Linked DNA regions of Homo sapiens: regions 1 and 3 are each linked to region 2. Evidence: read pairs that join two places in POLR2A ChIA-PET (ENCODE). Cell type or tissue: OCI-LY7. All regions are shown on one strand. Links, peaks and the distances in the headings refer to the core of each region. The heading gives the core; the rest is flanking DNA. Region 1 overlaps SVOP (SV2 related protein). Region 2 holds the start of MIR4496 (microRNA 4496). Region 3 overlaps USP30 (ubiquitin specific peptidase 30).

The links. Peaks named below come from ENCODE experiments on the same cell type or tissue, not always from the same donor. Only the 100,000 strongest peaks of a DNase experiment are listed, where the experiment ranks them.
Region 1: POLR2A ChIA-PET joins it to region 2 with 5 read pairs; 1 of 35 experiments calls an interaction of 5 or more read pairs at or near these places.
Region 3: POLR2A ChIA-PET joins it to region 2 with 5 read pairs; 2 of 35 experiments call an interaction of 5 or more read pairs at or near these places.

The regions. Positions count from the first base shown.
Region 1 is chr12:108,926,406-108,934,618 of GRCh38, reverse strand. It overlaps SVOP (SV2 related protein), which reads left to right. Exons shown (of 16, transcript NM_018711.5): 11 at 348-424. It also overlaps the pseudogene RNU6-361P. Among named protein-coding and RNA genes, the nearest start is that of DAO, 50 kb to the right of the region's middle. In OCI-LY7, for the core only: no CTCF peak of the experiment used is centred there; a DNase peak (open chromatin) is centred at 4,248; H3K4me3 peaks cover 633 bases; H3K27ac peaks cover 1,075 bases.
Region 2 is chr12:108,635,573-108,641,986 of GRCh38, reverse strand. MIR4496 (microRNA 4496) reads right to left here and starts at 6,177; the gene lies at 6,117-6,177. LOC105369968 (a long non-coding RNA gene) reads right to left here. Exons shown (of 3, transcript XR_007063449.1): 2 at 5,750-6,414; 3 at 1-5,592. In OCI-LY7, for the core only: a CTCF peak has its summit at 3,736; DNase peaks (open chromatin) are centred at 3,526, 4,176, 4,546, 6,216 and 2 weaker places; H3K4me3 peaks cover 4,578 bases; H3K27ac peaks cover 5,000 bases.
Region 3 is chr12:109,057,892-109,066,104 of GRCh38, reverse strand. USP30 (ubiquitin specific peptidase 30) reads right to left here. Exons shown (of 13, transcript NM_032663.5): 3 at 7,997-8,179. It also overlaps the pseudogene RNA5SP372. Among named protein-coding and RNA genes, the nearest start is that of USP30-AS1, 8.0 kb to the right of the region's middle. In OCI-LY7, for the core only: no CTCF peak of the experiment used is centred there; DNase peaks (open chromatin) are centred at 3,234 and 3,874; H3K4me3 peaks cover 2,144 bases; H3K27ac peaks cover 5,000 bases.

The DNA.
Region 1 (8,213 bases), core at 1,569-6,568, 290 kb before region 2:
CTATCTTATCCTGTGACTTAAAATGCGTAACCATCTGGGAATGCAGCCCAGTAGGTCTCAGCCTTCATTTACCCAACCCCTATTCAAGATGGAGGTGCTCTGGTTCAAACACCTCTGACAGTTCTTGGTCTTTCAAAGGACACAGGATCACTTCCCTTTGATCATATCGTGATGCTTTTTTACCTACCATCTTCTTGCTCAAGGTCCCCAGTAAAGCCCCCAAAATCCCAGTGAAGCCCAAAGACTGGTCCCTGCTGCTGTAGACATTGGCCCTTCCCAAGGGGGTAGGGAAAGGGGACTGGTGTTCCTCTGATCATTTCTTTACCTTTCTTGCTTTCTCCTGGCAGGTTTTCCAATGCATTCTCTTACTACGGGTTAGTTCTACTCACCACAGAACTCTTCCAGGCAGGAGATGTCTGCGGCAGTGAGTATCTTGGTTGTCTTTGCCAGCTAACTACTCCCACACCCTCGGCACATACACAGTCATGCACACACTCCCACCCCAGGCTCTGCCCTTAAGGGATTGGCCTTGTACTACTTCTGTGGTTTCCAAGACACTCTGTAGAAACCTGGACAGTCTTGTCGCGATGGAGCTAATCTTAGAGGAGCCACATCTTATGTCAGGGTTTGGGCTCTGAAGTTCGCACTGTTAAAACATAAACCAAGGCACATTAAAGAAAAACAGAGGTAATTTTGAAGAGTTTATCTGAGCGGACAGCGATTTATGAATCAGTAGAAAAGAGCTGAAGAAAACAGAAACAGGGAACAAAAAGCAGGTGGGTTGTTTCAAAGTGACTTTCCTTATTGGATTAAAACAGAGCAGATTTTCTTGTCAGCCAGCTCAGGTAAACTAGGCCCCTTCACATGGTTTGCTGTGAATCTTCCTTTTCAAAATTATTATTATTAAATTTATTATTATTATTTTTTTATTTTTTATTTTTGACGGAGTCTTGCTCTGTCGCCCAGGCTGGAGTGCAGTGGCTTGATCTCAGCTCACTGCAGCCTCCGCTTCCTGGGTTCAAGCAATCCTCCTGCCTCAGCCTCCCAAGTAGCTGGGATTACAGGTGGCACCACCATGTCTGGCTAATTTTTGTATTTTTTTTAGTAAAGATGGTGTTTTGCAGTGTTGGCCAGGCAGGTCTCAAACTCCTGACCTCAGATGATCTGACTGCCTTGGACTTCCAAAGTGCTGGGATTACAGGTGTGAGCCACTGTGCCTGGCCTATTATTATTATTATTTTTGAGACAAGGTCTCATTCTTTCACCCAGGGTGGAGTGCAGTGGCACAGTCATGGCTCACTGCAGCCTCCACCTCCTGGGCTCAAGAGATCTTCCTACTTCAGCCCCCAAAGTAGCTGGGACTACAGGTGCAAAAAGAAATAGCATGTTAGTTAAATTTACTTATTTATTTATTTATTCACAGAAAAGAGGCTGAAAAGTTGCAGGCCAGGCGTGGTGGCTCGTGCATGTAGTCCCAGCACTTTAGGAGGCCGAGGCAGGTAGGCTGAGGCCAGGAGTTAGAGACCAGCCTGGCCAACATGACAAAACCCCGTCTACACTATAAGTACAAAAATTAGCTGGTTGCGGTGGTATGTGCTTGTAATCCCAGCTACTCAGGAGGCTAAGCCAGGAGAATCGCTTGGACTCAGCAGGTGGGGGTTGCAGTGAGCAGAGATTGCACCACTGCACTCCAGCCTAGGCGACAGAGTGAGATTCCATTTCAAAAACGAAAAAAAAAGAATTATATTTGGGAGTAAAATATTTTGATTTCCCTCAGGGTCTGCTGTCTGTTGAGTGATGTTCTACTAGAGTCAAGTTGGAATTTGGTATCTGATTGCCACGAAGAGTCTGTTTTGTCGGTCTTACGATCTTTGTTTTAATGTTAATGCTGGTCAGCTGTGCCTAAACTCCAAGAGGGAGGGGGTATAAGAAGGAGGTATGTCTGAACCTCCTTCCCATCATGGCCGGAATTCAGTTTTTCAGGTTTCTCTGGGGTCCCCTTGGCCAAGAAGGGATTCGTTCAGTAGATTGGGAGCTTAGGATTTCATTTTTGGTTTGCAGTTAAGTTACTCTTAACTGATTTCAGTTTGCTCGCCTAGGACCCCACAACACTGGAGCTGTCTCAGACTAATGGCCTCTCAGTTAATTTTTTCTAATAGCATTACTTTTTCTTTTTTTTGAGACAGGGTCTTGCTCTGTTACCCAGGCTGGAGAGCAGTGGTGTGATCATAGCTCACTGCAGCCTTGATCTCCTGGGCCTAATAGTATTTTAAGGTGAAAATGTAATATAGGTTAAAATTATGGCTGGGTATGGTGTCTCACACCCATAATCCTAGCGGTTTGGGAGGAAGAGGCAGGAGGATCACTTGAGGCCAGGAGTTCAAGAACAGCCTGGACAACATGGCAAGACCCTGTCTCTACAAAAAATTTAAAAAATTAGCTGGGCATGGTGGTGTGTGCCTGTAGTCCTAGCTACTAGCTGGGAGGCTGAGGCAGAAGGGCTGCCTGAGCCCATGAGTTCCAGGCTGCCGTGAGCCATGATTGTGCCTCGGCAATCCAGCCTGGGTGAGAGCGAGACTCTGTGTGTGTAAAAAAAATAAAAATAAAAAAATAAAATTATCATCGCAAATCCCCTAAAGAGCCCTCACGAAGTATAGTACTCAGAGCTTTATGGATATGATCCTGAGCAATAATTCTAATGTGCACATTAAGTTTGAGGACCAAGTTGGCTCTCCACCACGGCCACATAACAGACTCACCCGGGAAGCATTTTTTTTTTTTTTTTTGAGACGGAGTCTCGCTCAGTCGCCAGGCTGGAGTGCAGTGGCGCAATCTCGGCTCACTGCAAGCTCCACCTCCCGGGTTCAAGTTATTCTCCTGCCTCAGCCTCCCGAGTAGCTGGGACTACAGGCGACCGCCATCACGCCCAGCTAATTTTTTGTATTTTTTAGTAGAGACGGGGTTTCACCATGTTGGCCAGGATGGTCTCAATCTCTTGACCTCGTGATCCACCCACCTCGGCCTCCCGAGGTGCTGGGATTACAGGCGTGAGCCACCATGCAGAGCCGGGAAGCTTTTAAACAGTGCCCAGACCCATTTAATCAGGACTTGGGAGAGCAGGTGGAGCTCAAGCATTAGTAAGTTTTAAAAGCTCTCCATGTGATTCTATTGTGCAGCTGGAGGTGGGAACCTCTGGACAAAAAGAAACAAATGCAAAGAAAAGTCTATATGCTTTTTTATGCCTGTGCTTTTAAGCCATTCTGACTTTTAAGATAACACTAAATTCTCAGCATTGAACTCAGGTTAGAGGATAAAAGAATCAAGTTCCTGCTTGTGTTCGGGGTTTGCCCAATTATCTTTTATATTAGGCCTCTATAATCATAGTTAATAGTTTTGTTTATTGGTATAAGGATTGAGTGAGGTAGTGGAGTCCCATCTCACTGTGGGGGTGTGGGAGAGTCTGTGTTAAATGCTCTGCTGATGTGCTTTGATTGTAGAGTCAATCACAGGGTTTGGTATTGACTGAGCACAGATTGCCTCTCCTAAGAGTAGAATGCTTAAGCTAAGCATCCTAATGCTTAAACTAAGGATTCAGGGGAATGTCGTAAAACAGGGGTTAGCAATCTTTTTCTATAAAAGGTCAGGTAGTAAATATTTTAGGATTTGCAGGCCACATAACTCTGTTGTTTGTAGCAGCACAACAGTGGACGGCATATTGTTAAATTAAGTCCAGCCTAAAGCTGCCTCCTTGCATATTTTAAGTTCAGCCTAAAGTTTCTCCATACATAGTGAGCTGTATGAACTGTAACCTAACTGGATGTGTGAACAGACTGTAATCTACTCTTGTGCCAATCGCTGATTTCCGCCACTCAAAAGCAGTCAACTCACCAGGCGTAGTGGCTCATGCCTGTAATCCCAGGACTTTGGGAGCCGAGGTGGGAGGATCACCTGAGGTCAGGAGTTCAGGACCAGCCTGGCCAACACGGCGAAACCCCATCTCTACTAAAAATACAAAAATTAGCTGAGTGTGGTGGCACATGCCTATAATCCCAGCTACTCAGGAAGCTGAGGCAGAATTGCTTGAACTGGGGAGGCTGAGGCTGCAGTGAGCCGAGAAGACGCCACTGCACTCCAGCCTGGGCAACAAAGCGAGATTCTCTCTAAAAAAAAAAAAAAAAAAAAAGCAATCAACTGTTCAAACTCTATTCAAATAAGGCAAACACTGAGCTGTAACCAGTCCAGCAATTTCTGTATCTCACTTCCGTCTTCTGTTACTTTCCTGTTTCTGTCCATAAACCTTTAAACACTTGGCAGTACCAGTCTGTCTCTGACCCTATTCTGGCTTGGGGGCTGCCTGATTCACGATTTACTGTTTGTTCAATTAAACTCTGTTACATTTAATTTGTCCAAGGTCTTTCTTTTAACAATATAAATGAACAAGCATTGCTTGTGTTTCCATGCAAATTTGAATTTTGGGTCATTTTTATGCCTCATTATTTCCTCTTCTTTTAATTTCTAAAAATCATTCGAAAAAAACATTTTTAGCACATAGGTCAGGCAAAAAACAGGCAAGGGACCAGATTTGGTCAGAGTTTGCCAACCCCTGTTGAAAAGCTCTCTCTTATACCTGGGTGGGAAAGTAAAACTGTAGAACAAGCCCACAGCTGGAAATTAGGAGACCTGGGTTCCAGCACCAAGTACCTGTGTCACTTTGGGCAAGTCATTTACTTAGTATGTATTTTCTACACGCCAGGTACTGGTCTATGTGTCAGTGTCCAAAAAAGCCAGAGCTGGACAGAAGTGAAAGCAGTGAAGGAAAATTTCATTTAGTAACAATTGCAATAGGAGGAGAGAGACCTCAGTATAGAACTGGGCTCCTTTCTGTATACGCAAGTATTCAAAGTGGGGATTTATAGCCAGGGAGCAGGGTGGGGGAGTCAGTGGATGGAAAATTACTAAGAGGAAATGTCAAGGATAAGATGGTTTCTGGTTAAACCGACTTGATAGGATTATTGCTGGGCCAGGCTCATACTCGTAATCCCAGCACCTTGGGAGGCAAAAGTGGGAGGATTGCTTATGCTCAGGAGTTCAAGACCAGCCTGGGCAACATAGTGAGACCCCATTTCTACAAAATGTAGAAAAAATTCGCATGCCTGTGGTCCCAGCTACTCAGGAGGCTGAGGCAGGAGGATTGTCTGGGCCTGGGGAAGTCAAAGCTGCAGTGAGGTGTGATCACACCATTGCATTCCAGCCTGGGCAACAGAGCGAGGCCCTGTCTCTAAAAATATAACTAGCTAACTAACTAACTAACTAACTAAATAAATAAATATTTAAAAAGGACTATTGCTGAAGGCAAGTATAGGGGAGGAAGCATATCTTTCCTTCTATTCATCCTGGTTTTATGACTGAGGCCCCTATAACAAAAGACAGATTAAGAAAAGCATATGAACGTATTTCATCTAAGTTTGATGTGGCATAGGAGCCTTCATAAGGAAAGGAAGACCTGGAGAAATGGTTAAGCCTGAGTATCTTTGTGCCAGATTTGATGAACAGTGGAGAGTCGTAGAGAAATATGACAGGACGAAGAGTGTGACCTAGTGGTAACAAACTGGGGGAAAGTCAGCAAGGCCTGTTCAGATTCTTTTCTGTCCCTGTGTCTTTGGAGATAAGGATTTTCTTTTTCTCTGGGTATAGGCAGGGCACCTCTCACCTGAGGGTTTTATGATTTGCTTCAAAATAAAGTCATAAAATGGCCGGGCATGGTGGTTCATGCCTGTAATCCCAGCACTCTGAGAGGCTGACGCGGGCAGATTGCTTGAACTCAGGAGTTCGAGACCAGCCTGGGCAATATGGTGAAACCCTGTCTCTATCAAAACTACAAAAACTGAGCCGAGTGTGGTGGCGTGCATCTGTGTTCCCAGCTACTTGGGAGGCTGAACTGGGAGGATCGCTTGAGCCTGAGAAGCGGAGCTTGCTGTGAGACGAGATTGTACCACTGCATTCCAGCCTGGGTGACAGAGTGAGGTTCTGTCTCAAAAAAAAAAAAAAAATCAGAAAATCCGTCTGGGTTTTATGACCTGCTTCAGGGGTGAGGGGCAAAGGAAGGTCAGAGGCCCCTTCTCCACATGCTGTTTCTCCAATTATTTTGACTTAAAATATTCAAAATGCCAAGGTGCCATATTTGAGGGTTGGCATGTCCTGAACCCCATCACAGGCCAGGGTGATAAGAAATCAAGGGTGGGGGGTGAGGAATTGGATCAAAAATATCAAAGGTGTGCATTTTCGCTAGACTGATTCAGCAGTATCTTGTCAAAACTAGACAGAGCCCAAGGGTGAGGATGAAATTTTAAAAAGACTCAGAGGAGCCTGACAAAAGTTTGGTTAAAATGGTGGGGGTCAGGGGGGTGTGGGGGTTGGCTGCGCATGGTGGCTCACACCTGTAATCCCAGCACTTTGGGAGGCTGAGGCAGGTGGACCACTTGAGGTCAGGAGTTTGAGACCAGCCTGGCCAAAATGGTGAAACTCATCTCTACTAAAATACAAAAAGTAGCCAGGCATGATGGCATGTGCCTGTAATCCCAGCTACTCGGGAGGCCAAGTCAGGAGAATTGCTTGAACCCAGGAGGCGGAGGTTGCAGTGAGCCAATATAGCACCACTGCTTTCCAACCTGGGCGATGGTATGAGACTCTCTCTCAAAAAAAAAAAAAAAAGAGTTTTTTGTCAGCTGAGCATGGTGGCTCATGCCTTTAATCCCAGCACTTTGGGAGGCTGAGGCAGGTGAATCACTTGAGCTCAGGAGTTCAAGACCAGCCTGGGCAAATGGTAAGACCCCATCTCTATAAAAAGTACAAAAAAGTAGCCTGACTTGGTGTGCCTGTGGTCCCAGCTACTCAGGAGGCTGAAGTGGGAGGATCACTTGAGCCTGCAGGTGTGGAGGGTTGCAGTGAGCGAAGATTGTGCCACTGCACAATCCTGCTCCAGCCTGGGCAACAGAGTGAGAGCCTCTTTCAAAAAAAAAAAAAAAAAAAGAGAGAGAGAGAGTCTTTGTCATTAGAATACGTCAGTGAATTCTAATTACAAAAGACAAATATTTCTGCCCTGTGGGCTTATATTTGGGGGGAAGGGGAGACAATAGCATGATGAGAAATTATATAGTATATTACAAGGTGATAGATGAGTTAAAGGAAAAATTTTAAACAAAAGGTAAAATCATGCCTCTCGTACAAATATAAAATTAATACATGACAGACTTCAATTAACTCATTAATTAATAAATGAATCAGTTAAGAATTACTTAAAGTCTGAGTGTGACCTATTTGCAAGCTGACAAGTTAGCCTTTCACAGCTCCCACAGGTGCTAGCAGAGGACACAACACTCCTGGGTCAGAGACAAAGGACCATATTACTCATAGCAATTGCAGTAGCCAGAGTATCGGCATTTTCCTACACCAGTTCCTCAAGCCCCCAATCCCCCAGGGTAACATGAAGAGGGGCAGGCAATACCAACAAAAGTATTGAGTTGTGTAACAAGAGAAGATCCCTGAGCTTAGGGAACCCCAACCTTTTATACTAGACAGTAAGCATGCCTGTCCTTTGCTCTGGAGAGAGACATTTTATCTTCGAAAGCCATAAGCAAACTACTATTTGAGCCAAGGGGAGACATTCTCTTTCTTCCAAGGCTGTTTGCTAAACAAATATCCTTGAAAATATAGTCCAGAACAAAGGTAGTCAGCGCATCTACTCAAAACATGCAGAAATGTCAGAGACCCAAAGAGAATTGTCTACTAACACAAATAAGAGGGTACAACTGGTTCAAAGGAGAAGTCAAAGCAAACACATATACAGGCAATCAGAAATGCTGAAGTGAATTTACAATTAGAGGCAAAACTGGTCAATATGTATAGGGCAGTCAACTGCATCACCACCAGGCACTATTTGCATTTCTATGTATTAATACTAGAATCATTTACATTACTATCATTTTTCTACAACATAGCTCAAAGACAATGACAGGTGAAGGTAACCTATAAAGGTACAACTACAAGACATTTTTGCCCATTTCAAAGTCTTTCACACATGCTTACTTCAGCAGCACATATACTAAAATTAGAACAATACAGAGAAAATTAGCATGGACTCTGCACAAGGATTCCATGCAAATTGATGAAGCATGCCATATTTCTGTGGATTGGGTTAAGAAAATATGGTACCA
Region 2 (6,414 bases), core at 1,415-6,414:
AGAAGTGGCTCAAAGGCCCCCAGGCAGTTGTGGGGGCAGAGAAAGCTTTGGGCTGCCAGAGAGGAGCAGTCATCTGTGTCTCCGAGGGGAAGAGCAGGGAGCAGGCCTGGTTACAGTGGAAAGGGATCACACACAGGGTGCCTGGCCCCCAAAATGCTGCGGAACGTGGTTGGGGCTGGTTGCCAAGTTTGTCCAGGCTCCTCTCCACTGGGTGTCTCTCAGGCCCCCAGCAGCAGGGCTCCCTTCCCAAGAGCCCTGTGCCTCTCATCGCCCATTTCCTAATCTCTACCCCACTAGGTAGGGTTGCATTCGTCTTGGCATTCACTGAGTGAGAACTTGCATTTACAGTGAGAGTGTCACCGAGCTGGAGAGAACTGTAATGGAGCAAGTGACCCCTGGTCCAGCCAGGAGAGGTGCTCAGGCTAACACTTAGTGCCTTGAGGGAGTTCAGCAACAACATCCAAGCTTGGGGGCTCTAGTGATGAAGTCTGAGAACTGGGAAGTGCCCCATCCATGACAGGGAGCTGTTGCAGCTTCATTTCCGTGCAGAGATGCTATTTGGGTTGTGGAAGTTGGAATAATACCTCTTGGCGAACAAAATCCTGGGCTGCTTATCACCATCCCCACCTACAGCTCCCCAAATGCAAAATGAGTTCTTACCACCCTGAGCAGTGTCTTCAGGAGGCAGTGGCCTAGAATGCCTCATAAACCACAAGGTGGAGATTCCATCTGGGGATCTGGCCACCTGCCAGGTGCCTCCCCATGTAGATAACAGTCTAGTGTCCGAACAGCCTTGTAGCTGGTTTCTCTGCCTCCAACCGCCTGTTCCCTGTTTTGCTTCTAGAGTGATGTTTTCTGTCAAGGTCTCTGAAGGAGACACAAGTGATTATCCCTTTTGTCTACAGGAGGAAGTTCATGCTCTTCCACCTCTGAGCCTCCTTGACTCCCATCTCTTCTTGCGTATCCCACACCCAGGCTCTGGTTTCACAGTGCATCCATATCCCAGCTACTTCTCACACCTGCCCGGTGACTCCCCCAGCCTGTGCTCCCATCATTTCTGCGTGGACAGAGCCTCTCTATTAGCGTTCTCCAGAAGAAGAGAACCAATAGGGTCTGCGTGGGGGAAGAGAGAGAGAGATCGGGATGTATTTAAGGAATTGACTCATGATTATGGAGGCTGCTAAGCTCCAAGATCTGCAGTCAACAAACCAGAGAGACCCAGGAGAGCTGAGTTTTTCAGTTCAGATTGGAAAGCAGCTAAAAACTGATGTCCCAGCTTGAAGGCAGGCAGGAGTAATTCCTTTTTTTTTTTTTTTTTTTTTTTGAGATGGAGTCTCTCACTCTGTCGCCCAGGCTGGAATGCAGTGGCACGATCTTGGCTAACTGCAGCCTCCACCCCCTGGGTTCAAGCAGTTCTCCTGCCTCAGCCTCCCAAGTAGCTGGGACTACAGGCATGCGCCACCACGCCTGGCTAATTTTTGTATTTTTAGTAGAGATGGGGTTTCCCCATGTTGGCCAGGCTGGTCTTAAACTCCTGACCTCAGGTGATCCTCCCACCTCGGCCTCCCAAAGTGCTAGAATTACAGGCATGAGCCACACGCCTGCAAGGAATTCCTTATTACTCAGCCTTTTTGTTCTATTCAGGCCCTCAACTGAATGGATCCACCCACCCACACCAGAGAGAGCAACCTGCTTTACTCAACCCACAGATTCAAATGTTCATTTCATCCAGAAAACCCTCACAGACACACCCAGGGTAACGCGTGACCAGATATTTGGGCACGCCATTGCCCAGTCAAGTTGACAAGGTTAACAGTCACAGCTTCCTAACCCAGCTTCCCCCACCCACTTGAATCTGTTCTCAGAGCTGCAGCCATAGTCACCTTTTCAGGTATCAAGGTGGGGGAAGACATGCTAAGGCCCATGGGCTAACTCCAACCTGCCGGAAGCTTCTGTGTAGCCCACAAGCTAAGAAGGCTTTTTACATTTTTAAATGGTTGGGGGAAAAAACAATATTTAGTGACAAGTAAAAATGATATGAAATTCAAATTTCAGTGTCCATCAGTAAAGCTTATTGGAACACACTGTGCCTTGTCTGTGGCTGCTTTTGCTCTATACTTGAAGAGTTGAGTAGCTGCAACAGAGATCGTATGGCCACAAAGCCTAAAATATTTACTGTGTAGCCCTTTAAGAAAAAGCTCATTGACCCCTGTGTCTAAGGCTTCAAACCCTCCATGGTTTCCCATCCCACTCAGAATAAAAACTAAATCCTCACCACTGGCTTAGGAGGCCCCGTGTTGCCTGCCCTGCCGCCCCTCATCCTCTCCTGATGTTCTCTTGTGTTCAGGAGGCCTTCTACCCCTGAGCTTCGCAGGTGCTGTTCTCTCGGGAGTGCCCATCCTTTCCCCACCTCCAGTGTCTGCCCTTCCCAGCACTTCACCTGACCCCCATATGTAAATAGTGCCCGTAGCACCTTAGTAGCACTGATAGCTGATCTATCATCTCATTGGAGTTTTGAGTGTCTTCCCTGAATTGAATATAAGCCGCATGAGGACAGGCACTGGTTTCCTTCACCAGGATCCCCAGAATCTGGCATGATGTGCCAATCAGTACTTACTGAAAGACTGAATAGTTGAAAATGTAGACATTATCTGGGATGGGAGCACATATTGCATTATCCGCCCAGCGGTACTTTGCTCACAGAATAAGACTGTCCCGGAGCACAGTCAACTCCAGGTGACCTATGAGCCCCTTGGAGCCACCATCAGTGGCATCAGATCTGGGTTTTCCTTTATGGGGGCCTGGGAGTTGGGGAAGCCAGGGACCACGCAGGCAGAGCAGATACACAGTGATGAAGAAAGGGCTTCTGGGTCCCTGTAGCTCCCCGAGTCCATGCCTAAGGTCCAGCTTTATTTCTGATCTTAAATTCCACAAAATATCCCAGGACTCCTATTGCCAGGCCCCTGGCCTCCTCAAACAACACCAAGGTCTCTCCCCTAAAGACCCCTTCCCAGGGGTCTTTGAGGCCAGGTGATTGAGGATGTCTGCCAGAGGCATGGATTCCTTCAGCCACTACCCTCTGGGGAAGAATCACGGAGTCTGGAGTACATTTCTAACATTTGTTTGCCCTCTGGCCTTCCAGGTCTGGGACCAGCAGCGCTGGCTACCCCCAGCCCAAGCAGACCCAGTGAGCTGGGGAGCCCCTGTTTTCTTCCACTCTGGAGGAATGGCTTCATGCTGCAGTCTCCAGCCCAGAAACTGGTTCCTAGTGCCGCCCAGATTGGCAGCGAAAATCTGGGGCCGAAAGTGAACTCCCCAGAGCTCTGTTCCCATTTGAGAAAGGGAATTGAATCCTGGCTGGAGCAGGCCCACAGTGGACCATTTCCCCTTTGGATGATTCAAATCAGCAAGCTGTAGCCCGTGAGCCCCCCTAGCAGCAGGGGAACGGGGGAGGGCAGGCAGCTGGGCGTGACTTCCCCTCCTCCCTTCTGGGCCTTGCTTGCGAGCAGCTCTGTTCTTATTCTATTTCATGAGACCGTTGCTTTCATTCGAACAAAAGGTCCCATTGTGAGTAAACTGAAAAGACCACTGCCCTGAGAAACAAGCGGCACAACCAGCAAGACTCTTGCTTTCCTCGGAGGAAGGAACAGGCTTTTAATGGGCTTTGCAGTCTGGCTGGGCTCCGGTCCGCCTGTGCCCTCCTGCGCCACCAGGGAGCCTCAGTTTCCTTGGAGGGACAGTGACCACTGGCAAGGGAGGTGGGATTCTATAAGCGACGTCACCCCTGTTTTCCCCATTTTTAGGGAAGCGGACACAGGTTTGCATAGGAAGCCAGCACCTGGTCGGGGAGGGATAACAGTTCCTGACAAGTTACACATAGATTATAAAATCTCAGGCTATACCTGGCCTGTCAGTTATAGTCCTTGCCTAGCCACATATGTTCAGGATTCCACAAATGTTTAATTTTTCATTTTCTTTAATAACTGTACTGTTGACCAACCTAAGCTTGGTAAATACCAGGCTGAAGCTAAGTTGCGCTGGCTTTTGGCACCCAAGCCTCCAAGCCTTCCTCTCTTTGTCTCTATAATATGAGGCTTTATTACAGCTGTGCTTGTCACTGGTGGGAACAGTTCCCCACCCCGAAACAACAAAGAAGCAAAACGCAATTAAATAGACCACTGCACACATGCAGCTGTACAGGCTGTGGTGTTGCCTCTGGGGACTGGGGACCACCATGAGGCTGCAGGCATTTTCATCCATCAGCGAATGGAAGGAAGACTGAATTTAGTGCACGGATGATCATTTAAGTATAAAGAGGTTATAGGTTGTTTGTTTGAATACCAAATCTCTAGTTGCTCAGGATCCACTTGTAAGAGAGCTCCAAGTAGGGGCCCAATGAGCCATGTTTTTGCTTTAACATGGGGCTGTTCCAACAGTAGCAGGCAGTTAGTTACAACCAGGAGCACATTTTTCTCAGAAGACCCATAAACAGCTCTTGCTTCCTAGGCTAGCCCACTACTGGGCTCCAGTGTAGAGAGGAACCTAACACCCACTGGCTTTGCTGATTGCAATTCCTGCTCCACACCCCAAGCAGGCTCACACGGTGTTGCGAGGAGGTGGGGAGAACTGGGTCCTCTTAGACCAATCACAGCAGGCAAGGTCTGCAAGGAGGAGCTGGAATCACTTATATATTGAACCAATATTTATTGTGATTGAATGCAGGCTCTTTCATAGGACACCCTAGGTTCAGACTCTGGCTTTGCCACTTACTAGCTCTGTGACCTTAGGCGAGTTTCTTAACCTCTCTGGAACATTTTTTTTAATCTACAAAATGGGGATACTAATAGTACCTACCTCATGAGGCAGTTGTAACAATTAAACAAAGTAGTAGACCAGGCATGATGGCTCATGCCTGTAATCCCAGCACCTTGGGAGGTGGAGGCCGGTGGATCACTTGAGGCCAGGAGCTTGAGACTAGCCTGGCCAACATGGCAAAACCCCGTCTCTACTAAAAATACAAAAACTAGCAGGCCATGGTAGTGAGCACCTGTAATCTCAGCTACTAGGAAGGCCGAGGCAGGAGAATCACTTGAACCCAGGAGGCAGAGGTTTCAGTGAGCTGAGATCGTGCCACTGCACTCCAGCCTGGGCGACAGAGTGAGACTCTGTCTCAAAAAAAAAAAAAAAAAAAAAAAAAAAAAGAAAAAAAAGTAAAATAGACATCATTATATACATTTTTTCTATATACAAATATAGAAAAGAAAATATATTTAAAAGGAAAGGGGCATTAATAATTATGCCACCCAGAGATAGGCACCGTCAGCATTTCTTTCAGTCTGTCCTCTCAGCATGCAAGCACACTTGAATTATGCTGTTTATATACTTCTGTGCCCTCTCTTTTCTACCTAACAGGTCTTGAGTGCTTTATAAGCATTCAGTATAAATATAACTTTCATGCCTGCGTCACATTCCATCAAGGGACAGGTTTCTGTAGTAGGGGAGTCTGTGTTTTTTCCCAATATTTCTCTCACCTCAGATATCATTGCTTCAATCTTGGAAGGCAACTTGGAGTATTTTTCTTGGGCTTCATTCCTAGAAGCAGAAACATATTCACTTTGAGTCTTTGACTCTCACAGATGTCAGGTGCGGTGAAGTGTGGTTTTATGGTCTTCACACAGACGACATACACCAGATTTATCTTAGCAATATTTGCTCCTCTGAGAAGGAAATTTCACTGCTCAAGTCTCACCTTGAAATAGATTACTTGGAGCTGGGCGTGGTGGTGTGCTCCTGTAACAGCTACTGGGGAGGCTGAGGCAGGAGGATTGCTTGCTTGAGACCAGGAGTTTGAGGCTGCAGTGAGCTATGACCACGCCACTGCACTCCAGATTAGGCCACAGAGCAAGACCCTATTACACACACACAGAAGAAATAGCTTACCTGCTGCTAAGCTACTCCTTTTTCCTTACATATAGTAATTGCTGATGTGCTGGAGCTCACCGTTCAGCCTGCACCATCCCAGGCTAGGGGTTAAGATCAAGAACATTATTTCATGTGCCTGGACTTGAGTCCTGGCTCTGCCATTACTCTGTGTGCCCTTGAGCAAGGCACATTCTCCCTCTCAGCTTCAGTTTCCTCATTTCTAAAGGCAGCTTCGAGGATTATATGAGCTGATGTATGCAAAGCACCTACCACAGGGTCTGGCATTGACCACAGGCTCAGGAAACGTTAAGCGTTTGTGTTGTGAGGCTTTGCAGGTGATGAAACTATTCAACTCTGCCGCTGCAACGTGAAAGCAGCCAGAGACAATATGTTTACACCAATTAGTGTGGCTGTGTCCCAAGAAAACTTTATGAAAACGGAATCTCGAATTTCGCACAGTTTTTATGCATCACAAAACATTTTCCAACCACT
Region 3 (8,213 bases), core at 1,716-6,715, 420 kb before region 2:
AATTTTTGTATTTTTTGTAGTGACAGAGTTTCACCATGTTGCCCAGGCTGGTCTTGAATTTCTGGGGTGAAGTGATCTGCCCACCTTGGCCTCCCAACGTGCTGGGATTACAGGTGTGAGCCCCTGTGCCTGGCCACATCTTAGGCTTTGTGGACCACATGGTCTCTGTTGCAACTACTCAACTCTGCCACTGCAGCACAAAAGCAGCCATAGATGTAAAAAGAAAATAACATTTCAGGACCTTCTAAATGCATTATGCCAAGGGAAAAAGTGCTGGAAACAGTCATGTAACACAGCTGCTTTTCTTCTCTGGCGCATGGCCACTGCTTCCTGACCTTTGTGTTGAGATGTTACACGTTAACCAGACTCCCTGTTCTTCCCTCAAACCTAGGCTGAATGGACTGGAGATAGAGATCCTTGTGATTATTACCTCTTTACAACAGAATGGTAGGCAACCCCCTAAGAGTGTAATCCATAGTAGCCAATCAAATCTTACATCTGTATGTTAGCCATTGTATGGAAAATGTTATAATTCTGTTCAGTACCTCCGTTTTTGTCATATAAATGATCCCCACTTTTCCCCACACTGGGAGCACTGATCACCATTTCCTGGGATTTGTGTGTCCCCAGACAGCCGCCTTCACACTTTGTGCTTCAATAAACCCTTTTAGCTGGATCTCGAACTCTTTGATTATTTGAGGCTGACATAGGCAGTACCTAAACAAATGGACATGACTGTGTTCCAATAAAACTTTATTGACAAAAACAGGTGGTGGGCTGGATTTGGCCCATGAGCCATCAGGTGCAGACTCCTGATCTTGGCCACCCTCCTTCCCAGCATGTTACACTAGACCAGTACTGCTAGAGTGTGAGAGAAAAAAATACAGAAGCCTGCCTCTCAGTGCAGTTTCTGGAAGTTCAGTGACTCCCAAGATACAGTAGGCCAGCCTGTTTCTTCTTTCTGACTTGCCGTCAATGGGCTTGAAAGATTCCTTTAAAGCCCAGACTTCTGGGCTGCTCTGCCTATGAAGTAGCCATTCTTTTATTCCTTTACTTTCTTAATAAACTTGCTTTCACTTAAAAAAATAATAATAAAGTCCAGGCTTCTGCATCAGTGTGTATATACCCTGGGGCTAGCCCTTTCCCTCCCAGGACAAAGGGAGCAGGGTTGGGAAATGAACCACATCTTTCTCCCATACCCCTCGGGCAGCCCTTCTGTTAGCTCCCCCCACCAACTACCCCCCAAAGGAAAATTTTAATGCCTCCTTTAACCCAACTTTGTCTAAAATACTATGGGGCAATTTGGCAATATCTACTAACATTTTCATATTGTACAATCCAGCAATTTTACTTTCTCAATCCAGCAATTTTTTTCCTAGAGAAATGCATGCTTAGGTGCATAAAGGGATATGTATAAGGATGTTCACTGTAGCCTGCTTATCTTGACAAGGAGCTGGAAGCAAATGCCTGAATAAACTGGGGTGTCTTGACATTATGGAAACTATGCAGCTGTAAAAGTGAATGAGGCCAGGTGCAGTGGTCTACGCCTGTAATCCCAGCACTCTGGGAGGCCGAGGTGGTTAATCACTTCAGGTCAGGAGTTCAAGACCAGCCTGGCCAACATGGTGAACCATCAACTCTATTAAAAACAGCAACAGCAAACACCCAAAAATTAGCCGGGGGTGATGGGTGCACACCTGTTGTCCTAAATACTTGGGAAGCTGTGGCAGGAGGATCACTTGAACCCTGGAGGCAGAGATTGCAGTGAGCTGAGATTGCATCACTGCACTCCAGTCTGGGCAACAGAACAAGACTCTGTCCCAAAGAAGAAAATAAAAGTGACCAAGGTTTGCAAATCACATCTGATAAGGGATTAATACCCAGAATATATGAACTCAGAACTTCTAAAACTCAACAACAAAAAACCAAACAATGCTGAGCGTGGTGGCTCATGCCTGTAATCCCAGCACTTTGGGGGCCTGACACAGGCAGATCACAAGGTCAAGAGATCGAGACCATCCTGGCCAACATGGTGAAACCCTGTCTCTACTAAAAATACAAAAATTAGCTGGGTGTGGTGGCATGCACCTGTAGTCCCAGCTACTCAGGAGGCTGAGGCAGGAGAATCGCTTAGAACTCAGGAGGCGGAGGTCGCAGTGAGCTGAGATGGCGCCACTGCAATCCAGCCTGGCAACAGACTGACTTCTCAAAAAAAAAAAAAAAAAAGAAACCCAATTCAAAAATGGGCAAAGGACTTGAACAGACATTTCTCCCAAAAAGATAGACAAAATGGCCAATAAGCAAATGAAAAGATGCTCAATATAACTTATCATTAGGGAAATGCAAATTAAAGCAATTACCATACCATTAGGATGGCTACTATCAATAAAAACAGAAAATAATATCTGTTGGTGAGGAGAAACTGGAACTTTTATGTATTGCTGGTGGAATTATAAAATCGTGCACCATCTGTGGAAAACAGCACAGCAGCTCCTCAAAAAATTAAACAGAATTACCATTTGATCCAGCAATTCTACTTCTGAGTGTTTACAGAAAATAACTGAAAGCAGGGAATTTGGACACTAATGTTCACAGCAACATTATTCATGATAGCCAAAGAATGAAAATAAGCCAAATGTCCACTGACTGACAGAGGGACAAACAAAATGCTGCATATACATGCAACAGAATATTATTCAGCCTAGGCCTGGCGTGGTGGCTCACGCCTGTAATCCCAGAACTTTGGGAGGCTGAGGTGGGCAGATCACTTGAAGTCAGGAGTTCAAGATTAGCCTGGCCAATGTGGTAAAACCCCGTCTCTACTAAAAATACAAAAAATTAGCCAGGTGTGGTGGTGCACGCCTGTCATCCCAGCTACTCGGAAGGCTGAGGCAGGAGAATCACTTGAATCTGGAAGGCGGAAGTGGCAGTGAGCTAAGATCGCACCACTGCGCTCCAGCCTGGGTGACAGAATGAGACTTTGTCTTAAAAAAAAAAATAGAAAGAATATTATTCAGCCTTAAAAATGAATGAAATTCTGATACATGGTATAACATGGATGAACCCTGAAGACATTAAGTGAAATAAGCCAGTTACAAAAGGGTGAATATTATATGAGTCCGCTTAATGAGGTACATCTTATAAATATGAGGAAACTCATGACTTAATGAGGTCTGAGTCAAATTCAAAGAGAGAGAAAGTAGGGCAGTGGTTACCAAGGGCTAGGGGGAGGGGAGAGTGGGAGTTACTGTTTCATGGGTACAGTTTCAGTACGGGATGATGAAGAGTTCTAGAGAGGGATGGCCGTGACTGCTGCACAACAGTGTGGCTGTACTTAATCTACTCAACTATATGCTGAAAATGGTAAATTTTATGTTATGGATATTTTGCCACAATTTAAAAAGTAGGCAAAGGATATAAACTAGCAATTCACAGAAGACAAACTATAAGACCAATACACTCAAAAAAGAAAAAAAAGGCTGGGCGCGGTGGCTCAAGCCTGTAATCCCAGCACTTTGGGAGGCCAAGGCGGGCGGATCACGAGGTCAGGAGATTGAGACCATCCTGGCTAACACGGTGAAACCCCGTCTCTACTAAAAATACAAAAATATTAGCCAGGCATGGCGCCTATAATCCCAGCTACTCGGGGGGCTGAGGCAGGAGACTAGCTTGAACCCAGGAGGTGGAGCTTGCAGTGAGCCGAGATCATGCCACCGCACTCCAGCCTGGGCGACAGAGCGAGACTCCGTCTCAAAAAAAAAAAAAAAAAAAAAAAAGTGAAGGAGGTAGAGCTACATGTACTAAAATGGACGCTTCTCTAATGTATTATATTTGGCCATGTAAATCACCAACAGAACAAAACAATATACAGGCCAGGTGTGGTGGTTCATGCCTGTAATCCCAGCACTACGGGAGGCTGAGGCGGGTGGATCACCTGAGCCCAGGAGTTCAAGACCAGCCTAGGCAACAGTGTGAAACCCCATCTCTACTAAAAATACAAAAATTAGCCAGGTGTGGCAGCACGCACCTGTAGTCCCAGCTACTTGGGAAGCTGGGGTGGGAGGATAGCTTGAGCACAGGAGGCTGAGGTGCAGTGAGCCGAGACTGCACCACTGCACTTCAGCTTGGGTGAGACCCTGTCTCCAAAAAACAAAACAAAAACAAAACAGAAAACAAAAAAACCTACAATATATAATTTCTATGGATGCATAGAAATGTATTCAAATGCACAGAAAAGGGTCTGGAAGGATTCACCTATAGCTTCCTTTTGGGAAAGGTGGAGGGGAGCAGGGTTGAGTATTGATAAAGGGGACTTTGGCCTTCTCTGTAATGCTTTAATCTTTTACAAAGAGAACTGATTCATGCATTACTTGTATAATTAAAAAATTATTTATAGGCCAGGCATGGTGGCTCATGTCCGCAATCCCAGCACTCTGGGAGGCCAAGGCAGGCAGATTGCTTGAGCTTAGGAGTTCGAGACCAGCCTGGGCAACAAGTCAAAACCCTGTCTCTACTCAAAATACAAAAAATTAGCCAGGCCTGGTGGCATGTGCCTGTAGTCCCAGCTACCTGGGAAATGGAAATGGAGGATTGTTTTGGGCCTGGGAGGCAGATGCTGCAGTGAGCTGAGGTTGTGCCACTGCACTCCAGCCTGGGCGACAGACAGAAGAACCCTGTCTAAAAAAAAAAAAAAATTTTTTTTTTTTTTTTTAAACCAAAGTTAGAGACATTGGAAAGCAGAAGCAGAGAAATGAGCAGACATCCTGGGACAGCAGCCCAAGGATGGCTCTGGCTCCCAGCACTGGGTCCCATGTGAAGGATAAGGGCAGTGCTGAGGTCAGGGTTAGGATAACTCATGTGGACATTTCAGCTTTCACAAAATCTTTGGAGTGGTGTTTTTAACCCATTTCCCATTTGCCCCAAGAATACTCCTGTCTTTAATCCTAATGTAACATCATATACATTTCTGTTACATTAGGATTAGAGACAAGTTCTATTTAGAAATAACTCCCATGAACATGGCTGGGTGCAGTGGCTCACCTCTGTAATCCCAGCACTTTGGGAGACCAAGATGGGAGGATCACTTGAGGTCAGGAATTTGAGACCAGCCTGGTCAACATAGCAAGACCCCATCTCTATTTTTTTAAAAAAATTAAAAAGGCCAAGCATGGTAGCTCACGCCTGTAATCCCAACACTTTGGGAGGCCAAGGCAGGTGCACCACTTGAGGTCAGGAGTTCGAGAGCAGCCTGGTGAAACCCTGTCTCTACTAAAAATACAAAAACTAGCCAGGCGTGGTGGGGCATGCCTGTAATCCCAGCTACTCGGGAGGCTGAGGCAGGAGAATTGCTTGAACCTGGGAGGCAGAGGTTGCAGTGAGCCGAGATCCCGCCACTGCATTCCAGCCTGAGTGACAAGACGAGACTCATCTCAAAAAAAAAGGAAAGAACTCCAAGAACAGTTTTTCTATTTTCGCATTTAAAATCAGTCAGATTTGCTTCGGCCTCAAAGAGCATGTTTACGTAAAATTAGATGAACGCTGGCAGCGAGTTGCACATTTTTTTTTTCTAAACCAGGAATGGGCTAAAAAAACAGGATAGTAAAAGAAATTATTCCCAAGTCACCTCTTCCACAGAAAAGTACACTTGCTTCATAAAGATTTCTGTGTCAAGCAGAGCTCACATGGGAAAATACCTCAGTGAAGCACGATTTAGCTGAATGTTTTTTAAATCCAATTTTCTCCTTACAGTGAGAGCAATATATGCTTATTGTTAAAAGTTGAAGTATAGTTTTTTTCCAAAAATGATTTTAAAATTACCAATGACTGCACAATACCAAAATGGCCACTGCTAACATTTCAGCATTTTTCAGTCCAGTCTTTATCTGTGGAAGTTCCTACCTTGATGAAGTCAAATTATATTTTGTACGCTGCTCTTTAAATTTAATATTACAGCCTATGCCCTCACCCAAATTAAAAAAAAATTTCATAAAAGTGATTCTTAATGGCTGTATGCCATCGATTACTTTATCATTTTCCCATCTAAGTGCTAGCCAACCACTACCCGGCTTAGCTTCCGAGGTCTGATGAGATCAGGTAAGTTCAGGGTAGTATGGCCACAGGTGATTGCTTAATGATTCTGTTTGATATCTACATTCTTTCCTTTTGCCATTATAATTAGGTGTTGGAGATCTTTGTGCATACATTGCACTCTGTATAATACCCATGGAATGTCAGCAGATTTTATGAAGAAAAAAAACAGTTCTACAGTCAAAAAGTTGGTTTAAAAATGAAGTTGGGCTAGGTGCAGTGGCTCACGCCTGTAATCCCAGCACTTTGAGCTGAGGCAGGCAGATCAGTTGAGGTCAGGAGTTCGAGACATGTCTGGCTAACATGGCGAACACTGTCTCTACTAAAAATACAAACATTAGCCGGGCGTGGTGGCATGCAGCTGTAATCCCAGATACTAGGGAGGCTGAAGCAGAAGAATCGCTTGAACCCGGGAGGCGGAGGTTGCAGTGAGCTGAGATCGTGCTACTGCACTCCAGCCTGGGCAACAGAACAAGACTCTGTCTCAAAAATAAAATAAAATAAAAATAAAAATGAAGTTGGGGCCAGGCGTAGTGGCTCATGCCTGTAATTCCAGCACTTTGGGAGGCTGAGGCAGGCATACCACTTGAGGCCAGGAGTTTGAGACTAGCCTGGCCAACATAGTAAGACCCTGTCTCAACTAAAAATGCAAAAAATTAGCTGGGTGTGGTGGCACAGACCTGTCATCCCAGCTACTCAGGAGGCTGAGGCACAAGAATCACTTGAACCTGAGAGGTGAAGGTTGCAGTGAGCTGAGATTGTACCACTGCACTCCAGGCTGGGAAAAAAAGGTGAGACTCTGTCTCAAAAAACAAAAACAAAAAAAAGTTGGGTAGGTTATTTCTTAAAACCTTTACCAAGCCAGTGTATATTGTGACTCTCCAAGTTGGGGGCTACCATTCAGCCATTCCTAAACTTGTTTGCTTTTAGACTCCATTTTTCAGGCTAGTTAAGTCACAATCTACGTTTCTAACCATTTTCATAAGGCGGACTCCCAGACATGGAATTACTGGGTCAAACAGTACTGAGTATTTCGCAAGCTATTATTGTGTAGTTCCAAACTGCTTTCCAGAAAAGTGGCACTAAGTTACACCCCTCTCAGCGGTGTATGGATGTATTGTCCAACAGCTGGACAGGGCTGCAAATTTGTTTTTTAATCTTTGCTGACAGGCAAAAAACAGCATTTTTATTTTGTTTATACTTCTTTGATGATGGTCGAGTCGAACATTTGAGTTTGTTAGCAATTTGTATTACTTCTTTTGTGAATTACCTTATTTTCTAGGCTAACGGACATTTTTTTTTTACTTTAATGTTTTTGAAACCAGAATACTTCTTACGATGAAACTGTTTATGTGGCAGTGGATTTCTTTCCTTCCTTAAAAAGCTGTTATTAACTTGACAATTTAAAAAATAAATGGTTCCATCTTTGATTTTTTTTTTTTTTTGAGACGGAGTTTCGCTCTTGTTGCTCAGGCTGGACTGCAATGGTGCGATCTCAGCTCACCGCAACCTCCGCCTCCCGGGTTCAAGCGATTCTTCTGCCTCAGCCTCCTGAGTAGCTGGGATTACAGGCATGTGCCACCATGCCCAGATAATATTTTTTGTGTTTTTAGTAGAGATGGAGTTTCTCCATGTTGGTCAGGCTGGTTTCGAACTCCTGACCTCGTGATCCACCTGCCTTGGCCTCCTAAAGTACTGGGATTACAGGCATGAGCCACTGCACCCGGCCTCCATCTTTGATTTTTAAAAAATACTTGTTTGTATCTATTGGGCTCTTGGTGTTGTTTATTCATAATGATCTGTATGATCTTTTCCTACAATAAGGTATTAACTCTTTGTTATAAGAGTCTCTGTCATCTGGACTTCTTTGAAAAGGTACATAATTCCCTTGAAATTCCCATCTAGATACCTTTCAGAAGGTGCAAGAGTGTTAAGGATAAATACTGGTGTGAGGGGGGCTCCTTCTGATCCCTGGAGTACTGGGAGGTGAACTCTTCCAGCCACCTGATGAAAGCAGGACAGGCAGACAGGCCTTGTAGCAGGGAGTTCATGAAGCAGGTGTTCCCTAAATTAACAAGGCCAGGCACAAGCCCTAAAAAAAAAGCAGGGGGAAGAAGAGAACAGTA